Regions from separate parts of the Homo sapiens genome. Here region 2 is linked to region 1. The links are chromatin loops, found by intact Hi-C in ENCODE. Cell type or tissue: HepG2. All regions are shown on one strand. Each heading gives the region's core, and the rest is flanking DNA. Links, peaks and the distances in the headings are about the cores only. Region 1 holds the start of LOC124901029 (a long non-coding RNA gene). Region 2 overlaps MCTP1 (multiple C2 and transmembrane domain containing 1).

Region 1 (11,808 bases), core at 1,926-9,925:
ACTCATTTTTAGAATGCTACTCACAATTCCATTTTGTGAATGTACCCTCATACATTCAACCAGTCTCCTGTTATTGGAGTTTCCAACATGACTTTCCTTTCTGTGTGAGTGTTTTCTTTTGGAGAGCTCAGAGGTACCTGGGGGGTACTCAGGAGCTTGAGGTCAGAGGACCCAGAGAGTTGAAATCCTGGGGAATTGCTAATATTGGGGAACTTTGGGGTTTCCCCAGCCAAGGCATTGGAGATTTGAGGTGATACTAAAAATATCTCAAGGGTTGATATTTCAGTTTTTTTCCCTCCTCTGAATCCCAGAAATTTCTGGACTAAGCTCCCCTTATGTGCATTAGTGGAGAGATGAAGAGAATGCACCTTTACATGCCCTGCAGTCTGACCCAGAGGCTCTCCATAAAATTGGATTGAATTGAATATACCTTATGTTTGTGAACAAAAATATAGCATTTGTTGCACAGTTTTTTTTTTCTCCTCTGAATCTTCCAGTAGAGAATGGCAATCCTTGCAAAGACCTTCCTATTAGTTTTGGGAATCAGCAGATGGTGTCCGACATGCACTTAATTTGTTTTTTCCTTCCCCCCAACTCTGGCCCCGTCTTTTTTAGGCCCTGCTATTTTGCTGGGCTGAGCAGTATTCCTGCCTTTCAACATCACCCTGAAGGCTCTGACCTGTGAGTACTGATTCACAGGCGGTGTTGGAGGCACTTTAAGATTCCTGCCATGTCATCCTGTTCCTCTTCTGACACAGGCAAGAGCAGTAATGTTCCAGTTGGGCGTTGACTTCTTCCAGGACTGGGTCAACATTCAGGAATTATGAAACTAGTTGCCTCATTTCCTCATGATCTGAAAACCCAAAGGCAATTCCCTCAGGAGGAACAAGTGGGTGGCTGCCATATAGACACCAGCTGGATATCCTCATAGTCGGAGTTTGAGATGAGGAAAGGGTGATGCCCCTTGATAGCAACTTAATGCACATGGGGCATTATTCTGACACACAGTGACACACCTGGCTGTTGTTACTCCTCTTGGATTATTCCATCCCTTGTACTGAGAGCAAGGCCAACCCCAACATGATGAAGCAATTGGTTGGGAGGAAGGTTTCCATAAAAGAAAGGAGAAAGAGAATGATGCAATCTCCATTTTTGTTTCTTCCTCACCTAGTTGAATTCTATAGCAACATTAGCAGAAACACTAGATCCAAGCTCAGGATTCCCAGTTGTGGTGGTGGGAGAGGTGCCCCCAGGAAGTATTGTAGGACTCCTGGAAGTATACACAGGGCTAATGCTAGGCTGCAGTTCAGCAGCATGCGGCAAGGACCAGCAGCAGTTCTGATTGGTTGGGGCCAACGCGATCTGGGGCGTTAATATTTTAAATATGTCTAGATGTATTCTGATATTTAATATTACATAAACATTTTATATGTGGAAAATAAAGGAGGGGAATTTTGTAATTCAAACTACAGGAACTGGTAGGTGAGATGGAGTAATGCAAAAATCACAGTGGGAGGAAAGAAATCCCTGGGGACCACCCCAGCATTTGGGATGGTGATAGTAAGAATTTTGCACATATCAGAAGGGCACATGAGTAAAATATGGTTGAGAAACACTACATAAAATAGAGGTGGTTCTGGTTTGATACCAGCAGGGGTGATACATGAAGAAAACCCATTATAAATCTTCCGTGCATGCCGTTGCGGGGTGGTGCGTTGTCAGACATAGAGATTGAAATCACTCAGCCTTGTGGTCATGAGGCGTGCCAATGGCTTTCCTGAGTCTTTGGGGGCTCCTGAGCAGTGTTCCAGGCACCCTCGTTTGTTCTCACCATTCTGTGATTTCAGGCTCACGTGTTGGAAAAGGGCTTCCTGAAGTAGAGGCCCACAGAAGGCACTACAGTGTGGTGGTGAAGAGCGTGGTTTCAGTCCCAGGCAGACCCAGTCCCAGTTCCTCGGCTGCCACTCACTGGCCACAGAATGCAAGCAAGTGACTTAATCTCTCCGGCCTCCAGTTTCCTCTTTGGTGAGGGTCACAGGACTCACCGCAGAGGAGAGGGGAGGAGCATTTGAGATGATATACTGATAATGTGTTTTCCACAGGGCCTGGCCTAGAGTAGGTGCTTAGTAAGTGGTAGCTGGCACTGCCAGTGCACAGGAGTGAGAGAGCTTGTGAGTCCCACTTCAGCCACAGAAGAGGAGGCAGAAATGCCATGAAGGTTGAGAACTGGAAAAGGGTGATGATCAGGAATAATGACCCTAAGGAAGCAGGAGGTCTTCTGAATCCTCGAAGATTTCCCTGTCCCCAGTAAATCTCCAGTCCTGATGAAGAAAAAAATCTTGTTTCTTGTTTTCGAGAGTGTCAGAAGTAGCTGGAAAGATGTGTCCTGTGCCTAGCCAAAGTTAGGAGAAGAGAAAACACCTAGGAACCAGAGGCAAAAAGAAAAAAAAAAAACCTGGAACCTGGGGCTTGCAGAAAGGCAAAAAAAAAAAAAAAAAAAAAAAAAAAAAATAGTAGCTGACAGTCAGCCAAGACTCGAAGTGTGGCCCCAGGGGCTTGGCCAACAAGAAGCCTGTGGCAATTCCTGACGCAGTAGTTCTGGGAAGTTGATTTACCCAATAAACCTCCCTGCATGGGCTCAGTTTAAGTTTGCAGCTTACTATAAATAAATGTTTGTTCAATGAACACAACTGAATGGGCAGGCTAGCTTGGCTAATAGTATCTATGATTTAGCTACTCTAGAGCCTTCCAAAGGTATCAGGTGTGCCTTATCCATTAGCACAGAGAGGCACAGGGCTGAGCAGGTGAAGGGAGTACACCGCTGTGGTTTGACCTGCTCAATATCCCTTCTTCCTGAAACAGAATCTATCTTTTCTTCTTGGGGAGCCACCCCTCCACTACTTTTAGCCCTTGGCTTAGGTTCTTCTTTTAAGACTCAGTTCTACCAGGAGGTAACCTCTGGTAAATTCTCAAATCCTAGTGCCAGGGTTAGGCATGCGATCAAGGCAATATATCCAAGAAGCGGTATGGGAGGCAATTTGAGCCAATGAGATGCAACTCAATACCTGGAGCCCCTGGGCCAGAGACTTGGAGTTTGTATATCTGCAATTGTTGGGGTTTTGCCTTCTCTCCAAGAAAGCCTGAGTGAGGATGAAGACAACAGGATAAAGCAGAAACGAGAGGGAGAGATGGATTCCTCCTGACACCATTTGAGCTCCTCCTTCTCCAGCTGAGCGTGAGCTAGCCCTGCATTTTCCCGTTGCGTGGGCTCGTAAATTCTCTTTGTGCTTGAGTGGGTTTGAGGTGGGCATCTTTCACCTAAATACAATGGCAAACTGAGAGGGTACCTTCTGTTATCTCTTCACCAGCAGAGTGGAAAAGCAACAGAGTCCTCCTTGTGACCTGAATTATAGATTTCACAGCTCTTTTCAAGGGTTAGCCTCTGTGTTGACTTTTGGTCTTCCCAACTCAGGTGCTTGATTTAAGCTCTAGTCTGAAATTAATTCCACATTTTGTAAAATAAGGAGGAAACAGGAGCTGGTGAGGAAGCATCAACATTTTACAATAAGATCGATTTATATAAAATTTGCTAAACATCTGCCAGTGTATCCACTGCCGAGCCTGGATTATCATCTCCAGCATGGAGTACTGTCTTTTTCTTAACTGCATGGGAGCCATTCTGAGAAACAGTAGGAAATAACTTTGTTAAAAGATGGAGAAGAGTCATCTGGACAATGGAAATTAGTATTCTATTACCTTTCAAGTTTGATGAGTATGGGTTTGGGGTTTAGTAAGTAGTAAATATGGTTTGCATGTCTGTGTCTCTGGCAAGAGGATATATATCTCTGAATAGAACTTGGTCAGCAAATATAAACTGCCTTTAGGTTCATATAGTTTGACAAACATGCTTTTCTAACCTGTGGGTCAGATGGAGATGTGGTTCTTTCTTGTTCCCTGCAGACACCCTGGTCTCCCTTTGTATTAGTCCATTTTCACACTGCTATAAAGAATACCTGAGACTGGGTAATTTATTAAAAAAAAAGAGGTTTAATTGATTCACAGTTGAGCATGGCTGGAGAGGCTGCAGGAAACTTACAATCATGGTGAAAGGCAAAGGGGGAAGCAAGGCGTGTCTTACATGGTGGGAGGAGAGAGAGAGACAGCAAGGGAAGGGGACGTGCTACATTTTTAAACCATCAGATCTCATAAGAACTCTCTCACTATCACAAGAACAGCATGGGGGAAACCACGCCCATGATCCAATCACCTCCCACTGGTTCCTCCCTCAACACTTAGGGATTATAATTCAAGATGAGATTTGGATGGGGACAGAAAGCCAAACCATATCACCCTTCTTCTACATATCCAAAATGTTCCCTACCTTTTCAATTCAAGCCATGTGTGAGATTGGGAAAGTTCTCAATGTGCTTCAGTGATCTTATCTGTAAAATGAGCAGCTTGGACTAGATCAATGGTTCCAACTTTAAAAAAAGGAGTAGAATTCTTTGTTCAAACAGAACTTACACTGAACCCCCATAAATAAACAGATAAAACTGTTGCTATTAAAATGTGGGTGGGACCTGGAAGCCTCCTTGGTTGGCCTCAAGGATGGCTCTTGAGGTACCTTCATGAGCCTTTAAGACTCAGATGAACAGCCAGGCCTGGTGGTTCATGCCTGTAATCCCGGCACTTTGGGAGGCCATGGAGGGCGGCTGACCTGAGGTCAGGAGTTCGAGACCAGCCTGGCCAACTTGGCAAAACCTAGTCTCTACTAAAAATACAAAAATTAGCCAGGTGTGGTGGCGGGCACCTGTAGTCCCAGCTACTCAGGAGGCTGAGGCAGGAGAATCTCTTGAACTCGGGAGGTAGAGGTTGCAGTGAGCCGAGATTGCACCACTTCACTCCAGCCTGGGCAACAGAGAGAGACTCCATCTCAAAAAAAAGACTCAGATGAACTATTTCAGAGCCTCAGACCAGATGTTCTCCAAGATCTTTTCCATCTCCCAACATTGCAGTCCTGTTTTTAAGTGCCACATCTTCTGTGAAGCCTTTTTAATACCCTGACTCATGCAGATTGCTTCTTTTTCTGTGCCACTTAGCGTTTGTGACTATGCACACACACTGCCCGTGTTTGTACACTGAACCACGTATGGAGATTGTCTTTCTTTGAAGCTTGTACCTCTATGCATTTCTTTTGGAAACTGACTCAAAACTGACTAGTAAGGTACAGAATGTAACTGAAAGAACTCAGGAAATGGGGAGATAAATTTTGTTCACAGTCCAGGGAAAGGTCTGCCCTCCTGGGGCAAGTCGCCTGTGCTGGCATATGGTGAGCTGCTAGCCCAAAGCAAATAAAATCTGGATAGATATGAAGCATGGGTACCAGGCACAGATGGGCGGCACAGACCTAAGGTCCCCATAATTGGTCCGTCTCCCAGATCTTTTTTTCCTGGTGCTCGTGTTGGCCAAGCTGTGGTAGTTGGAAGGCCATGGAAGATGTTTGCATAGCCTCACCTTTCAGCGTCACTGGGCCAGCCACTGCAGTAGATGGTTAGGTTACTACTAAAGACACCATCAGGGGGAAAAGCCTGGGCTTGTCTCTACTACCCCACCTGCCTTAGTTGTTTTCTTTCCACTGTGGGTCGAGTTCTGCTTTCCTGAATAGCGGGCTTTTTTACTGTCATCCTCAGTCTGGGGTTATGTGTAAACTTTAGGGAGCTTAGAAACATACCTCACACTGGATGTGATTTTTGCAAGACCAGCCATGTTCAGTGGGACCTACCCTAGGGCAGTATGTAGTGAACAGATTCTGGAGGCTCAGGAAGAGACATTATGGCTGGAGCACCACCTAGTGGCAGTGAAGAACAGTGCATGTGATGAACCAATGATCTTCCCAGTGAAGTGTAAATGGGTAAATATTAAGTTAAATCGCTTTCAGAGATTCCCTTTCTCCAAAAACAATCCCATTTAAAATATGCTTTAAAGCAAAAACTATACTGGACATAATTTTTAGTCTTTTACTAATTATTCCAAATATATCAGTGTCATCATAATGAAGACTTATTATAGAGTTCTCAGTGATAAGATGCTTAATATTAGCCTGTAAATGATTGCTATCATTTACAAGAGGAATTAGGAGAAAGAATGTGGCTAATTCAGTGGAAACTCACTTCTGAAAATTATTCAGTTTGCCACAGATCTTTTGGAATATTGAATCTTAGAATCTTTGTGTTGTGAAAAGTCTCAAGGATACACTAGCCCTGTGCTGAACATTTTCTTAGCCATGGAACTCTTTCTTCTAATAAAATCTTATTCTGCCACCTGTATTACCTTCAAACCCTTAGAATGGTCAACAAGGGAAGCCATGCAGTTGTCTATATGTTCGAATTTGAGGTACATATGAGGTATAGCTTATGCTGTGGTCATACTGAGCTTTTCCACAAACCTAATAAAACATATCCAAAAAATTATCACCACTAAAGGAGTCATCTTCAGAGGCAGTACTTTTATGCCAATATAACCACCACTGATCAAGACAATTTGGGGACTTCTCTTTTAAAATTGCCTTTGTATTAGTTTATACTGGTGACATGAAAATCATATTACATTACTTTGGGTCCTACTTGTTTGGAACAAAAAACTGCATTACACAGCTCAGTCGACTTTCTTAATTATCAAATTGATCCGATATCCTCTATTTCTCAAAACTAAATCTTTCCAAAAGGTAAGAAGATGATGGTCATGGATTTTGCAGTACATCTCTGTGCCTCTCAAACTCTGGGAGATGATTTACCCTTGAAAGAGCTCAAGGTGATGACCTTTAAATGGTTTGCAGATACAAGGAGAGAGACAGATGGGCAAAGAAGTGCAGTTCATTTTCGATTAGAAAATATTCCTCTAATTTCTAATTAGAAAAGTTTTAAAGTGATGTAGAAGGTAAGACTAGGGTGAGTGGGGGTAATGAGAATGAGAAAGTCTTTAACAGGGGGACTGTTAAAAGACTCACTCCTTCAGGATGGCTTTGGTATAATGTGTATGATTGTAGAGACAGACTTGGTTCCTACGACAACAGATGTAAAAAAAAAAGAGGCAAATATTCCTATTTTTTTCATAAAATATCCAACATTTCACAGCAGTTTGCAAAGGTTAAAGTCGGATCTCAAGTTAAAACTGGTGTGTAGCCATAATACTAATCATACACAGTACTCTTTGTTCATTTAATTTAGTTGAAATTAAAAACAACTTTATAAGTATAATTTTAATAATGAATTATTTTAAATAGGCAACATACATATCAACAATTGGTTTTGAATCTGTGCTTGCTGGCTGAGAAGAGGGGTTAAGAGTGTGAGCTCTGACTTCCCAGGATTGAATTCTAGCTTGACCTTGGGCAAATCACATAGTATTTCAGTGCCTTAGTCTCCAGCTCTGGAAAATGAGGATGATAATAATTGCACCCCCTTAAAAAGTTGTTGTGAGGAATGTAAAAGAACATTTTCTCCTTACAGGAGCATTTCTCAAGGATGGATCATAACTGACTATTGTGTGTCTCAAGGTTGGCTCCAAACCAGCAGAAGCTGAATAAAGAACTGTGAACTTGGAATGACTGTGGGACGCTAGGCTCTTACTGGTCCTAACTGAAGACTTTTTCCCAACAGCGAGCAATGGGGCTTCTTTTAACCAACTCTATTTACAACCTTAGATTCATTCCGTTCTTTGCAAAGTACTGGATTTCAACACTTAATTAGCAATAACCACATGAACCTACCCTGGCAAGCCCTTTAACAACTCTGAATTTTCCCTCTCAGTGAGCTACTACTTAATTCAGTAAATTTCTCCCTATCCTGTATTCCTGTGGCTAGCAAGTCAATAGACTCAGCTTTTATTTTATTTTGAGTTGGAGTCTCGCTCTGTCATTCAGGCTAGAGTGCAGTAGCTTCATTTTGGCTCACTGCAACCTCTGCCTCCCGGGTTCAAGCGATTCTCTTGCCTCAGCCTCCTGGGTAGCTGGGACTACAGGCATGTGCCACCATGCCCAGCTAATTTCTGCATTTCTAGTGGAGATGGGGTTTCACCATGTTGGCCAGGCTGGTCTTGAACTCCTCACCTCAAGTGATCCACCGGCCTCGGCCTCCCAAAGTGCTGGGATTACAGGCATGAGCCAGTGCTCCTGACCTCAACTTTTAATTTTTATCTATCGATCTAGTCTATTATTACCCGCTACTTACCTACCCATCCATCCATTCATCCATCCATCCATCTGCCCATCCTTTTTTTTGTTTATTAGCTCTGGTCTTTGTTATATTTGTTGATAGGCCCAAGTAAATTAGTATGTGTAAAACTCACTTAAAACAGTGCTTAGCACATGGTAAGCATAATATGTGATAGCCCTTATGATCTAGTAACTCACCAGTATCTTGTGTGTATTAGAACAATGTGTCTCTGTAATATTTTAATTATATCTCTATAAGAGCATACATAAATGACAATATATAAATCTCAATAACAGAATGTTTCTAACCCAAGTTTTAAGTAATGATATGTGTTCAGGAATACTTCATCTGGCATCTAGGGGAATGGTTGGGAAGATTTTGAGCTTCTCCAGTGGGAAAAAGGCTGGCATATTCAGGTCTAACTTCAGAGTCAAAGTCTTTGAAGTTAATAAATAGTTTTTAATTTTGAATAAAATAAAAACTATTTTTTTTAGTTTGAAGAAAGACTATTCATTCTCCAGCTTATGAACTTTTTTTTTTTTTTTTTGAGACAGAGTCTCGCTCTGTCGTCCAGACTGGAGAAATGGCGCAATCTTGGCTCACTATAACCTCCACCTCCCGGGTTCAAGCAATTCTCCTGCCTCCACCTTCTGAGTAGCTAGGATTACAGGCACCCGCCAGCACGTCCAGCTGATTTTTGTATTTTTGTATAAACGGGGTTTCACCATGTTGGCCAGACTGGTCCTGAACTCCTGACCTCAGGTGATCCACCCACCTTGGCCTCCCAAAATGCTGAGATTACAGGCGTGAGATACCATGCCCAGCCGAACTTAAGAACTTTTGAAAATTATAACTCTGAGCTTTTTAAGGACACAGGGTTAAAAGGTGGTTTGTTGGCAGATGGGCATCAGCAAAGCCTGTTTCGAAAGCTCAGCATGAGTGCACACATGCAATCAGCCTTGGCCTTGCACTGTAAATTTTTAGCAAAGTACACAAGTATGGGGTTTTGTTGCCAAGGAAATGGCTTTGTTTCTCTGAGGAAGGAGACATTGAGGACACTTCTCTGTAAGTGATCACCGAGCAAGGCCATATTGTTTCCCAGACCTGCTGTTCTGTACAACGTGAAGCTCTTCGGTCCTGTCTGTGCTTCTCTGGCCAGTCTTCATTACAGTGGCAGCAGGCAAGCCAGGCTTTTGCTGACATCTACCTTCCCTTTCTACTTGCCTAGGCAATTGTGGCTTGTGTTTGAACTGAACGATGAAGAAAGATCTCAGGCAGTTTTGAGTCAGCCTTCAGGTTCCTCAGAAACTTTAAACACAGGAATCAATGAGGTCACTGAGGTCAGGAACTCTAGGCGCCCCTGCCTCATGCTTGGAGCATCAACTTCTGGAGGTCAAGGGTAGGACTATCAGGGACTGCATGACGAAGATGATAGTGGTAAGAGGTGACAGCGTGCTGGCAGTCCTCACAGCCCTCGCTCGCTCTCAGCACCTCCTCTGCCTGGGCTCCCACTTTGGCGGCACTTGAGGAGCCCTTCAGCCCACCGCTGCACTGTGGGAGCCCCTTTCTGGGCTGGCCAAGGCCGAAGCCGGCTCCCTCAGCTTGCAGGGAGGTGTGGAGGGAGAGGCGCGAGCGGGAACCGGGGCTTTGCAGGCGGCGCTTGCGGGCCAGCTGGAGTTCCGGGTGGGCGTGGGCTTGGCGGGCCCTGCACTCCGAGCAGCCGAGTGGCCCTGCCGGCCCCGGGCAATGAGGGGCTTAGCACCCGGGCCAGCGGCTGCGGAGGGTGTACTGGGTCCCCTAGCAGTGCCGGCCCACCGGCGCTGCGCTCGATTTCTCGCCAGGCCTTAGCTGCCTTCCCGCCGGGAAGGGCTCGGGACCTGCAGCCCGCTATGCCTGAGACTCCCACCCACTCCATGGGCTCCTGTGCGGCTGAGCCTCCCCGACGAGCGCCGCCCCCTGCTCCAGGGCGCCCAGTCCCATCGACCACCCAAGGGCTGAGGAGTGCGGGTGCACGGTGTGGGACTGGCGGGCAGTTCCACCTGCAGCCCAGGTGCGGGATCCACTGGGTGAAGCCAGCTGGGCTCCTGAGTCTGGTGGGGACGTGGAGAACCTTTATGTCTAGCTCAGGGACTGTAAATACACCAATCTACACTCTGTATCTAGCTACTCTGGTGGGGCCTTGGAGAACCTTTATGTCTAGCTCAGGGATTGTAAATGCACGAATGTGCACTCTCTATCTAGCTCAAGGTTTGTAAACACACCAATCAGCACCCTGTGCCTAGCTCAGGGTTTGTGAATGCACCAATCAACAGTCTGTATCTAGCTACTCTAGTGGGGCCTTGGAGAACCTTTATGTCTAGTTCAGGGACATACACCAATCAGCACTCTGTATCTAGCTCAAGGTTTGTAAACACACCAATCAGCAACCTATGTCTAGCTGAGGGTTTGTGAATGCACCAATCCACACTCTGTATCTAGCTACTCTGGTGGGGACTTGGAGAACCTTTGTGTGGACACTCTGTATCTAGCTAATCTGGTGGGGACGTGGAGAACCTTTGTGTCTAGCTCAGGGATTGTAAATGCACCAATCAGCGCCCTGTCAAAACAGACCACTGGGCTCTACCAATCAGCAGGATGTGGGTGGGGCCAGATAAGAGAATAAAAGCGGGCTGCCCCAACCATCACTGGCAACCCACTCCAGTCCCCTTCTGCACTGTGGAAGCTTTGTTCTTTTGCTCTTTGCAATAAATCTTGCTACTGCTCACTCTTTGCGTCCACACTGCCTTTATGAGCTGTAACACTCACTGCGAAGGTCTGCAGCTTCACTCCTGAAGCCAGCCAGACTACGAACCCACCGGGAGGAACGAACAACTCCAGATGCGCCACCTTAAGAGCTGTAACACTCACCGCGAAGGTCCCGCAGCTTCACTCCTGAGCCAGCAAGACCACGAACCCACCAGAAGGAAGAAACTCCGAACACATCTGAACATCAGAAGGAACAAACTCTGGACACACTGCCTTTAAGAACTGTAATACTCACCGTGAGGGCCCGCGGCTTCATTCTTGAAGTCAGTGAGACCAAGAACCCACCAATTCCAGACACAGTGGGATCACAGAGAGAGCCAACAGTCCAGGCCATGACAAGCTGGCACCCAGCTCTGCTTCACATGTAAGTTATTCCTCTTCTAATTGTCCCGCTAGGTGAAATTGATTAATCATTTATTCAGAATCTCCACTTCCTGCTAGTTGTCCAACTGGCGTGGCTGTAGCTCCTTCCTGCAAGGCAATGCTGAAGAAGCTATGGAAGCAAGAAGGAAGCATGGATTCTAAAAACTGACAACAAACCACTTACCCCTATTGCTCTTCTTCCTAAAGCTAAAGGTAAATCTTGGCTGGAGTTGCAAATGGGAATGTTAGCAAATGGGAATAGGAATGGTGGTTCTAATGCTTGGGGCTCACCACCTTCCCTCCCTTATACTCCTTTCCTGATGCAGAGTGCCAGAGTAGCCAATACCCCCTTTCAACAGGAGCTCACAGGACAGAAGAAGGTCAAAACTTAAGGAGGAAAATTACATTAAAAGAAAGATCAAAACTG
Region 2 (11,808 bases), core at 2,104-10,103, 880 kb before region 1:
GATGGGGTAGAAAGGGAATGCTCCTATACTGCCGGTGGGAGTATAAACTAGTACAACCACTATGGAAAATGGTGTGGAGATTCCTTAAAGAACTAAAAGTAGAAGGACTATTTAATCCAACAATCCCACTACGGGGTATCTGCCCACAGGAAAAGATGTCATTATACAAAAAACATACTTGCACATGCATGTTTAAGGCACCACAATTTGCTATCGCAGAAATGTGGAACCAATCCAAATGGCCATCAATCAACAAGTGGATAAAGAAATTGATATATATATATCATATATTGTATATATTGTATTTATATATCATATATTGTAGATATATAACATATATATTGTGTGTATGTATATACATGTGATGGAATAGTACTCAGCCATAAAAAGGAATGAATTAATGGCATTTGCAGCAACCTGGATGGGATTGGAGACTATTATTCTAAGTGAAGTAACTCAGGAATGGAAAACCAAATATCGTATGCTCTCACTCATAAGTGGGAGCTAAGCTATGAGGATGCAAAGGCATAAGAATGATACAATGAACTTTGGGACTCAGGGGGAAAGGCTGGGAAGGCAGTGGGGGATAAAAGACTACACATTGGGTACAGTGTACACTGCTTGGACGATGCATCAAAATCTCACAAATCATCACTTAATAACTTACTCATGTAACCAAATACCATTTGTTCCCCAAAAACCTATGGAAATAAAAAAGAAATAGATACATAATAAATCTTTAAACTTGAAAAAAAGAAAAATGTGAGGTGGGCTCTGAAAACTGGTGAAAGCTCACTCTGCTTCCAAGTTGGCACCTTGCTGCTGTGTCCTCACATGGCAAAAGGTGAAAGGACAAAAAGGCCTAGCTAGTTCCCTTGAGCCCTTTTGTAAGGGTGCTAATCCCATTCATGAGGACAGAATGCTTGTGACTCAAACATCTTCTAAAGGCTCTACCTCTTAAAACTATCAAACTGGGTCTTGGGTTCCAACATATGAATTTTGATGGGGAGGAAAACATACAGTCAAACTATAGCACTATCCATTCATTGATAGACATTTAGATTGCTTCCATATCTTGGCTATTGTGAATAATGCTGCAATGAACATGGGAGTGCAGATATCGCTACTAGATCCTGATTTCATTTTCTCTGGATAAATACCCAGAAATGAGATTGCTAGGTAATATTGTAATTCTATTTTTTTTTTTTTTTGAGAAACCTCCATACTGTTTTCCTTAATGGCTGCACCAATTTAGATTCCCATTAACAGTGAACAAGGGTCATATTTTCTCCAGATCCTGTCCAACACTTGTTTTCTTTTTTTTTTTTTAATAATAGCCACCCTAACAGGTGTGATTTGATACCTCAGTGTGGTTTTCATTTGCATTTCCCTGATGATTACTGATGTTGAGGACCTTTTCTTATGCTTCCTGGCTATTTGTATGTCCCCTTTGGAAAAATCTCTATTTTGGTCCTTTGCCATTTTGTTTTGGTAATCGAGTTATTTGTTTTTCTGTTACTGAGTTGTAGTAGTTCCTTATATAGTTTAGATGTTAGCTCCTTATTAGAGGTATGTTTGCAAATATTTTCTCCCCTTCCATAGATTGCTTTTTTATTTTGTTGATTGTTTCCTTTGCTACACAAAAGCTTTTCAGTTTGATGTATTCCCATGTACCTATCTTTGCTTTCGTTGCCTGTGCTTTTGGCATCATATCCCAAAAGTCATTGCCAAGACCAATGTCAAGGAGCATTTTCTCTATCTTTCCTTCCGGTAGTTTTTCATTTTCAGGTCTTACGTTTAAGTCTTTAATCTATTTTGAATTGATATTTTTATATAGTATAAGGGTCAAATTTCATTCTTCTGCACTATTCACTGAAGAGACTTTCTTTTCCTCATTGTATGTTGTTGGCATCTTTGTCAAAAATTAATTGACTACATATGATGGATTTATTTCTGGGCTCTGTATTCTGCTTTGTTGGCCTATGTGTCTGCTTTTATGCTAGCATCATACTGGTTATACTGTGGCTTTTGATTTTTAGCTTCATATCACTGTGATCAAAAAAGATACTTGATATGATTTTAATCTTCCTATACTTCTTAAAATTTGTTTTGTGGCCTAACATATGATCTAACTGGAGGATATTTTGTGTGTGCTTGAGAATGATGTGCTGCTGAACAGAATATTCCATATGTGACTCTTAGGTCCACTGGGTCTAGAGTGTAGTTTAAGATTGATGTTTCCTTATTGATTTTCTGTCTAGATGATCTGTTCATTGCTGAGAGTAGGGCATTGAAGTCCCCTACTATTATTGTATTGCAGTCTGCCTCTCCCTTCAGATCTATTAATATTTGCCCTATATTTGTAGGTGCTCCAATTTTGGGTACATATATATTTACAATTGTTATGTCCTCTTAATGAACTGACACCTTTATCATTACATAATTATCATCTTTCTTTTACAGTTTTAAAGTTTGTCTTGTCTGATATAAGTACAGATACGCTTGCTCTCTTTTGGTTTCCATTTAAATAGAATATCTTTTTTTATACCATTGCTTTCAATCTATATGTGTCCTTAAAGGTGAAGTAAGTCTCTTGTAGGTGGTATATAGTTGAGTCTTTCTCTTTTAATCCATTCAGTCACTCTGTCTTTTGATTGGATAATTTAATCCATTTACATTAAAGGTAATTATTGATAGGTAAGACCTTATTATTGCTCTTTTATTAACTGTTTTTTAGTTGTTTTGTAAATCCTTTGCTATAGTTATTTTTAATAATTTTGTCTTTGAACTTTCATAATAAATTTAAAAATGATTATGCACCACCATTATAGTATTAGAATAATAACTATTGGTCAAATTCTGGATTTGACTATATTCTTATCTTTACTAATGAGTTTTATGCTCTCATGTTTGGCTAAGAAGCATCCTTTCATTTCTGCTTGAATAACTCTCTGAATCATTTCTTATAATCGAGGTTTAGGCGATGAACTTGCTCAGCTTCTGTTTGTCTGAGAAAGTCTATATCTCTCCTTCATTTCTGAAGGAAAGACTTTCTGGGTAAAGTATTCTTGGATGCCATTTTTTTCTCTTTCTGCTGGAACCAGCTGGTGCTAGAGTGGGCCTGGAGCCTAGGTCTGTGGGGAAGTCAGATATCCACTTCACTCTCTTTTCCTTACAGGAGAGCTCTGAACAGAGGAGATCTCTCTAGTCCTCACACCATTCTGGTTTGGAAAATGATTCAGGTAGAGTGAAACTGCCCTTCCAGCCCTTTACTGTGCCTTTTCCCATTCTGTACTCCACTAGTGTGGTGTAACCTTTCACCTGGAATCCAGAGCTCAGGGAAGTATTTTTGTGTGTGTGGATGGTTTTTTTTATCAGTCTTTCTGTGACTGGACAAGGGGTGTAATCTCCTATTCTGCCATCTTGCTGATGTTACTCTTCTTAGTCTCAACAGGTATTTGTTAAATAAGTAAATGAATAAGTGAATCTGTGTACAGAGTACTATCAAATACATTCTTGCTATTTGATAAATTCGTGCACATTTATTTCCCTTCCAAAATTCATGTTGAAACTAATCCTCAATGTAACAGTATTAAGAGGCAGTGATTCGGAAGTGATTAGGCCATGAGGACTCTATCACGAATAGAATAATACCTTATAAAAGGATTTGAGGGGATGTTTTCCCCTTCTGTCTCTTCTGCCACGTGAGGACACAATGTTTTTTCCTTTCCAGAGGACCCAGCAACAAGGCAATATCTTTGAAGCAGAGACCAGGCCCTTACTGGACACCAAACCGGCCGGTGCTTGGACTTCCAGCTTCCAGAACTATGAGAAATCTATAACTGTGTATTTATAGATTACTCAGTCCCAAGTATTTTTTTATACCAGCACAAACAGATTAAACAATCCTCAAACTGACTTTGAGTTGGAAAAAGCATATATTATTAATATCAATCTACATTGCAGGTGAGGAACAATCTGGAATTTTATGTTACTTGCCCAAAATATCGTAACAATTAAGCTAATAAGTGACAGGAATGGAGGGCATATTTAGACTTTCAGACTCCAAGCCCAATGTTTCTTCTATTCAACAGTTTAGGAATCCCAGACACCCATATTTTTCTTTAACTCTAAAACAGTGGCATATAACTACTGTGTGAAAGTATTAAGCAATTGTTGCAATACTACGTATAATACCACTATTGACAAGTATTTATTCTGGTCTATAAAGCTCTCATACTTTTGTTTAATCACCACTATCTCAGTGAGTCTACTATTGCCTCCATTTTATAGATGAGAAAACCAAGAAGGGTTAATAACTTGCTCCAAGTCATACAGTTAATAAGGATGTGGCTGGCCGGACGCGGTGGCTCACGTCTGTAATCCCAACACTTTGGGAAGCCGAGGCAGGGGAATCACAAGGTCAGGAGATCAAGACCATCCTGGCTAACACGGTGAAACCCCGTCTCTACTAAAAATACAAAAAATTAACAAGGCGTGGTGGCGGGCACCTGTAGTCCCAGCTACTCAGGAGGCTGAGGCAGGAGAATGGCGTGAACCTGGGAGACGGAGGTTGCAGTGAGCCGAGACTGTGCCACTGCGCTCCAGCCTGGGCGACAAAGCGAGACTCTGTCTCGAAAAAAAAAAAACAACAAAACCAAGGATGTGGCAGGGCCCAAACTCAATCTCAAATCTGAGGGCTAGTTCAGCTAGTGCTTTTTCTTGCACATGATCACAAAGCCTTCTCCCATTTCAAAGTGTTGTTACAATGATCTATTTCTTTGTTCCCCTCAAAACTAGGAATGATCATTTTACAAAAAACGCACTCGCACAAAATCTGGCCTTATTGGGTTTCTCTGCAGTTATTGGTAGTACACAATGTCAACTTCATTTAGTTTGGCTATTATGTAAAAATACTGATACAACTTTTAGTAATTTAGCACAGAGGCCTATACACTCAGATGTTAATCTTTTTGAGAAGCATTTTGCTTCTTGCTCCCTCCCAGAAACATTTTTTCTCAACCACTGTGTAGGTTAAGTGTCAAAATCCCCTGAAGGTTGGGTAGAGATGGTTCCTAGAATCCTGCTGGGTGGTCTGCTGGGTCTTAATGGTACCACTTCCATTATAAAAGGGAACTTAGATCACTATAGCTAACATTTATTGAACACTTATTATATCAGCTATCACACACCACGTAACAAGCCAATGTGATGAGTTCTATTGTTATCTTGAGTTCACAGCTGAAGAAACTGCAGCATGAAATAAGGGAGTAAATTCCCCAAAGTCATACAACTAGGCTGCTGGAACCTGAACTTAACTGCTACACTAGGCTGTCTCCAAACACAACACTTCTCATGCTGGGTGTCATATCCCTGATGACACTGTAAATATCCAATGGCTTGAAGAAGTAAAATGTCAGCTAACAAGAGTAGATTGAAGAGTTAAGTTAAAATTCAAGGACAGATTTTTCAGTCTGCAATAGACACAGAGATGTTCGAGACTGGTGTCAGAGAGAGACAGAGGCTGCTTGTTAGGATCTCCAAAAACGTATTATGATGGCGCAATATTTTATAAACGTGTGGTCTTGGTCACAGGGTGACCTGGTTTAAAAGTGGTAAATATGTCAGCAAATTTCATTAGCACAGGAAAAACAGATCCAGGCGAACAACTCTTGGTAGTTCGTCATCTAATTTTCTCTGCTTTGTTTTGACTTCATAGGATAAAATTTGCTACATTTCTCTTTCCAACCATCACTTAGTGGCTTTTAGGTACTGTTATTAAAATTTCATAATTTTAATAGCCAAGTATTAAAAAGAAATTTCTAATCATTTTCAAATTCTTAACTTAGGGGACTTTTAGTGATTGAGAGTCCTTAATATTTCAAGACCCTCAGCTTGTTGTGATTCCAACATGGGTAACTGGAGACATTGTTCTTTTAATTTAGGTTCAGTGAAAGATTTTTAACTAATGCACTAATCTATGTTTGAAAGTGTTTTTACCAAGTATATTTTAGCAAGATATTATCTGATGACATTAATAGCTATTATTTATTTTTTAAAGGAGTTATATGGTCAAGTATATTTGGAAAATACTGGTTTAGAAGAAAATTAAATAGATTCCTTTTCTGTAGCCTTTAAATAATTGAACGTTCACTATGACTTTCCAAGAAGGAGGCTTGACAGGCATCACTTACTAAGTTTTTTTGACTATGAGGCCTACTTTTCTTGAGTGCATCTTTTAGGACCAACAATCCTTGGATCTCTCTTTGGGAAATGTTACTTCCTTATATTTCATTATAGGGAAATTACACGTTTTCAAGATTATATTATTATTGACTTTACAGTGGATTTAAATAATTTTATTGTAATAGAACTCCCAGGAAATCCAAGTCACTAATATGTGGTATGTGGTTAATCTTCAATAAACATACTATACAAAAAGGATTTAGTTTGTTGGTTCGAAAGACTCAAAAAAATCAATAGCTTCATATGCCAGTGCTGTTTTGTTGCAATATTGCATAAAACCACAAGATGGCAATAGTACTTATCAAATTAAAGAGAGGCCTGTGGTTCTGCTATTGAAACCAAAGGTTAGAGCGCCTTGCAGGGCACACTTTGAAGTTCCCAGGCATTTTCTGGCAGCATATGCTTTGTTGTTATTATCTGGACCATTACTTTCATTGACATACTTTTTATGACGATAAATGAATTGAAAACAAGTCAAAAAGTACGAAAGATGAATCTAGAAAGTATTCGCCCTACAGTAAAATTCAGATTTTGTTATTAATGTCATATTCAAGAACAACCTTTCACATATTCATTTTGTCAGGTAGCCTTAACTTTAGAATTTGTTTATAAAAACATTATTTTGTAATTATAAATTCCATGGTCTAAAAGTTCTAGACTATCCTAGACCTAGGAAATATCAATTTTTTCTAAATGCTGGAATAAAATTCCTTTAAAAAGAGGAATTGGACGGTTTCTATAATGTTTACTCATGTAGCAAAGGAGTACATGTTCTTAATGCTATATTTATTTATTTTTTACAAGGCAGGATACTGATGGGCACTTCAACATTCTGTGTAATATTTAAAGCCTTTTATGTTATTTAAGACAACACAACTAAACGTGGTCTGAATGTGTCCATTTTTATGTAGCAATAAACACAGCATACACAAGATGGCAGCCTATCTTCCCTTAAACTAGTATTAAAGATATTTAAAATGTAAATAGCTGTCTATTAATGATACTCTTGCTTTTCATTCTCAGAATAAATAAGCCTCCTGGTTAACAAGTTTAAATCAGTCTCATTCCAAACCTAGCACTTAATGAAACAGAAACAGCTACTCACGTTTTGGGAAATCTACAACTACTCAATAATGCTAAGTCTTCATCGAAAACAATGCCAAATTGCAACTCAGTGTCACAAGAAGAAGGAGGAGGAGGAATAAGAAAAAAGACAAAAGAAAAAAAGCAGTGAACACATATATTGTGGGGACAGTTAAAATTTAAGCTGGATCTTTCTGAAGATAACTGATCTTCCTACAAATATTTAAAGCTAGCTACCTTTGCTGTCCAATTGTAACAGAGGGTATCCTTGTAGAATAAGGTCCTTCACATTTGAGAGGTTGTAAAAATAGTGACATTCAAAACATCAGTGATTTAAAAATCTTCAAAAAGGGTACCTTATGGATGTGTTAAAATAATTTCCATAAGCTATTCTATTCCCTCATTTTTTGCTGGAGACTTGTTATGCCCTAGGATGGAAATATTTCATAATGCTAAATAACTAAATATATTAAAATTTAAATGCAAGAGGTTTATAATCACAGGTGGCTTCATATAATAAAATAAAAGTAAACCAACATTTTTTCCATAATGAACATGAATATTCCAATGAATTTAAAATTTCTGGTAAGTTACCATGATATAGCACATAGATTAATTTAAAATAATAGTATGGTAAAGTGTAGCATAGGATGGCACTAGGTATATTTATTTCCTGAAGAGTAGTAGAAGGCAGTTCAGGTAACCTTTAGGCTTAGTTTTCTCTCCTAAATGCAGAGTTGAAGACATGCAAGACGAAATTATTCATGTTGTATCCCAAATATAACATGAATAATTTGGGATACATATGTATGGATGTATTTGGGATATACTTATTCATACAACTTATTCAAATTTGGGATATATATGTATGGATGTATTTGGGATATACTTATTCATATAACTTATTCAAATTCCCTTTCATATCTGACATAAACAGCAGGTGGTATCTAAATGCAATTTTCTGATAACTTCTGGAAGTTTAGGTAAACGAAAATATGGATTGCTTTAATTTTGAATGTAAGTTGTATATTACTTGGTGACATTGAGCAACTACAACAACTATCCTAGATGTCATTTTTTCCAAAGGGCCTTACTCCTGTCTCCTCCAGGAATTCGCTCTATGACTGGTAATTGACTCAGTGACTCAGTAGATACAATATATAGTACTATTAATTTTTTTTACCGAAAGGAAACTATTTTTCCTGAGAATTCTGCTGAAATATGCTACCATGTTTATATAGCCATCCTAACAAAAAATCACATCTAAAAAATTAAACGTTTTTTAAAAGAACTTTAACTTTCCTATTTAAAAAATCAGAATATTTTAAAAAATAGACCCTAAAGTATTACGCCTCTTCAATCCTTTTTTTTTTTCTTGGCTATCCCAATACTTTTCTGAAATTGTTTCCTTGAGTGTCACCAATAACTTTTAAAAATTCATCAATTTCAACGGGCTTTTCTTCGTTTTCAGCCCTTTTCATCTGTGGGTCACACTGGGTATTATTAATTGCAATGATTCTGGGATTTTCTTCTTATTTGGATTCTGCAGTCCCAGTACTCCTATAGCCAAAGAGTTAGTTGTGTCTATTGTCTACATGTCTACAAGAACTATGATCTTAGAAAAGTCACTTAGGCTCTGTTGTATACAGTTTTGTATCCTTAAAATGAGGGGATTTCCCAAATTTCTCTGAGGGTCTCTGATAAGACCTCTCTTGCATGTCTTTGACAGAGAATAAGCCATTCCACATAAATGAATTTTCTAGGAAACTAAAAATTACCACGTAGAACACCAAAACCTGTTTCATTAATATACTTAAAGGAATTATTTCTAAAATTTATTAAATTTTTATCCCTTTTAGGTAAACAATGAATGCAATTTAAAAAAAAATGGGGCAGAGCATCATTTGTTAAGTGTGTCTAGGAAATTATCATCAAGGTTCTAGCAAGATAAAGTTAAATATGTAGAAAACTAGTGAAACTTGAGTAGAAGTGTTTTAATTTCTGAATTCCCAAACTAATTATTGCTAAAGGTCAATAATCAGACAGACATTTCCCACTAGTGGATGCTTCTATAATCTGTTTATTCTATATATGCACTTCTTTTGCTTTATACCTTTCAATTCAGAGTTGTTATAAATTCAATAATGGTATTATTTCCATTGCTAAATATGCCAAGGAACAAAATGTAGTTCTTAAAATAAAACAAGTTAAAAGTGATGTGAGGTCGAAGGAGACTTGAGTTCCAAAATCACCACACAGAGAGCCATCTGCCAATCAGAAGCACCTGCCTTGGACTCTTATGTAGGTTAAAAATAAACTTCTATTACATTTGAGCCATTAAATATTTTGAGGTCCATTTATAATCACAGTTCATTCTACTCTAACAAATTCCTAAGTCCTGTGGATTCTAATTATTAAATTTCCATTTGCAACAAACCTAGCCCACCAGTTCAGCCTAGCCCACCTGACATCTGTTCTTAAGATCTTTGTTCAATTGGTAAAACATCTCTTGAAATGATCTCTGCCACCATTGCCCCATCATTCCTTATCTAGATTATTTAGAGCCTTCTGCGTGGTCTCTCTGCCTTCCTTCAAACCCATCCTCTAAGTCCTAATGGAATTCTCTCCATCATATACAAATCAGGCCATTTTATTCCTCTTGGACTACATTTCAGTCCATATTCTGCACCCACAAGCACTGCTGTGGGGAACCCAGGCCCCAGAACTCTGGCTCAGCATCAGTATTCAAAGCTTCTCCTTGTTCAGGAGATTTTGCACAAACAGGAGTAAATTTTTATCATCTTACACTCTTACCATGGAGACTATGGATCCTAATTTGTCTTCTGTGGCAGGTTGAACCCTTAACAGCCATTTTCCCCCTTTCCCTTCACTATCACTGAATAGAGTCTCTGTGAGTTTTAGCGGAATGCCTGGTCCTCCCTTCAGAGAATATCTTATTCTCCAAGCAACAGGTGTGGCCATGTACCCATGTCCTTCCTGGTAGGATGTGAGAATAAGTGACCTATGCAACTTCTGGGTCTTATGGTGAAAATGGAGCAGTTGCTTTAGACAAGAGATGGAAACCACACAGTGATGAGAGCAGAACCATATCATCAGCTCTAGATCTTTCTGGGGTTCATGTGGAAGAAAATATAATTTTAAAAATTATCAGAAAAGTTGGGTCTCTTGTTACCAGAAGCTTAGTTTGCATCCTAAATCATTCTAATTAAGAAACAACTTTTCAAATAGATTTTCCTTCTAGAAAAGCATGTTTCTTAATTAGAATGATTCATATGACTTCACAGAGCCAATCAATTTTGTGTGAGTCCCATTCAATTCAGTTTAATAAGACTATGGGGGATGAACCAGCTTTTCCCATAGCCTGGCCATTCTTAGGCAAGGGGGTTTCTCATTTACAGAACTGAAAGGCAAAGTCCACTAAATGAACAAAAAAAAAACCACTGGGTTGAGGAGGGAGAGAACTAACTTTCTTGAGTATCTACTGTGTGCCTTGTGCTTTTAATACAATATTTTATTTAGTTATAACTCTAGCCCTGTGAGTTGGGTTAAACTAGCACAAAGGAGGCATCTAATAAATGTTTGTCAAGCAAATGAATAAATTAGTATTCTCAGTATTTTACAGATGAGTAAACTGGTTCAGAAAGATTAGGCTGCTTGACCTGGTTACCTAACTTGTAAGCAGTGGCAGCTCTAGAATCCATTACAAGAGCTATTTGATTCTAGATTCCAAATTTACTTCATTACACTGTGATGCCTAACCATCGTCATCTTTTCCGATCAACCGACTTGTCCCGTCTACCTCAAACTATTATTTTTGGGCTCAGCCCTTCCATAATCTATCTCCTGGTTCCCCCATGAGAGACAAGATTGTATACTAGGGAAGCCATGGATCTCAATCAATTTGGCAATTATTAATTCTGTGCCATTAGCATAACAGAGTATTGGTTACACCCACTCAGTGAATTTGACGGGGAAGATGAGTTATTTAGTGTCTTTTGTCTCCATTAGACCAAAAATAGTATGAAGACAGAGACCATTTTTGCATCCCAGAACCTGCCACAAAGCAGGTACTCAAGTGCTCAATAAATATTTGTTGGCTTGTATGAATGACATACATTACTGTTAATATATTACCTTTGCTAAGCTAGGCACTTATTCAGAAGCCTAAAACTGGGTGTCTTTCTGCAACAAATAAAATTGCTTAATGGTGCTCTATAGAAAAATATAATTAAAAGGTATGAGATTGCTTAGTATATTTCTGAGGGGGATGAAAAGGCTCATGACCACTCCATCTGTAATAGAGATGGTTTAGTGTGGTACAGGGTAGTTCACAGTTCGACCTCCAAGTTAGAAAGCCTGGGTTCCAATCTCTGCTCCTGCACTTACAAGCTGTGTGGACTTGCACAAGTAGAAGATGCACATAGATAGAAATGGAGACGATTATAGAACCTCCTTAAG

The links. A loop is a pair of places that touch in the nucleus more often than their neighbours do. Peaks named below come from ENCODE experiments on the same cell type or tissue, not always from the same donor. Only the 100,000 strongest peaks of a DNase experiment are listed, where the experiment ranks them.
Region 2: a loop joins it to region 1, with 17 times the contacts of the local background. A loop is called at or near these places in 10 of 110 quality-filtered maps.

The regions. Positions count from the first base shown.
Region 1 is chr5:95,841,333-95,853,140 of GRCh38, forward strand. It overlaps LOC124901029 (a long non-coding RNA gene), which reads right to left and starts at 11,373. Exons shown (of 3, transcript XR_007058876.1): 1 at 11,254-11,373. It overlaps LOC102724720 (a long non-coding RNA gene), which reads left to right. Exons shown (of 3, transcript NR_157807.1): 3 at 7,509-8,525. LINC01554 (long intergenic non-protein coding RNA 1554) reads left to right here and starts at 10,900. Exons shown (of 3, transcript NR_026936.1): 1 at 10,900-11,382. RefSeq lists enhancers at 1,649-1,768, 1,779-1,888, 5,732-5,781. In HepG2, for the core only: CTCF peaks have their summits at 1,956 and 5,847 (motif pointing left); DNase peaks (open chromatin) are centred at 1,999, 5,829 and 9,249.
Region 2 is chr5:94,962,159-94,973,966 of GRCh38, forward strand. The region is part of intron 2 of MCTP1 (multiple C2 and transmembrane domain containing 1); the gene reads right to left. Among named protein-coding and RNA genes, the nearest start is that of MCTP1-AS1, 11 kb to the right of the region's middle. In HepG2, for the core only: CTCF peaks have their summits at 6,556 (motif pointing right) and 7,191 (motif pointing right); a DNase peak (open chromatin) is centred at 6,543.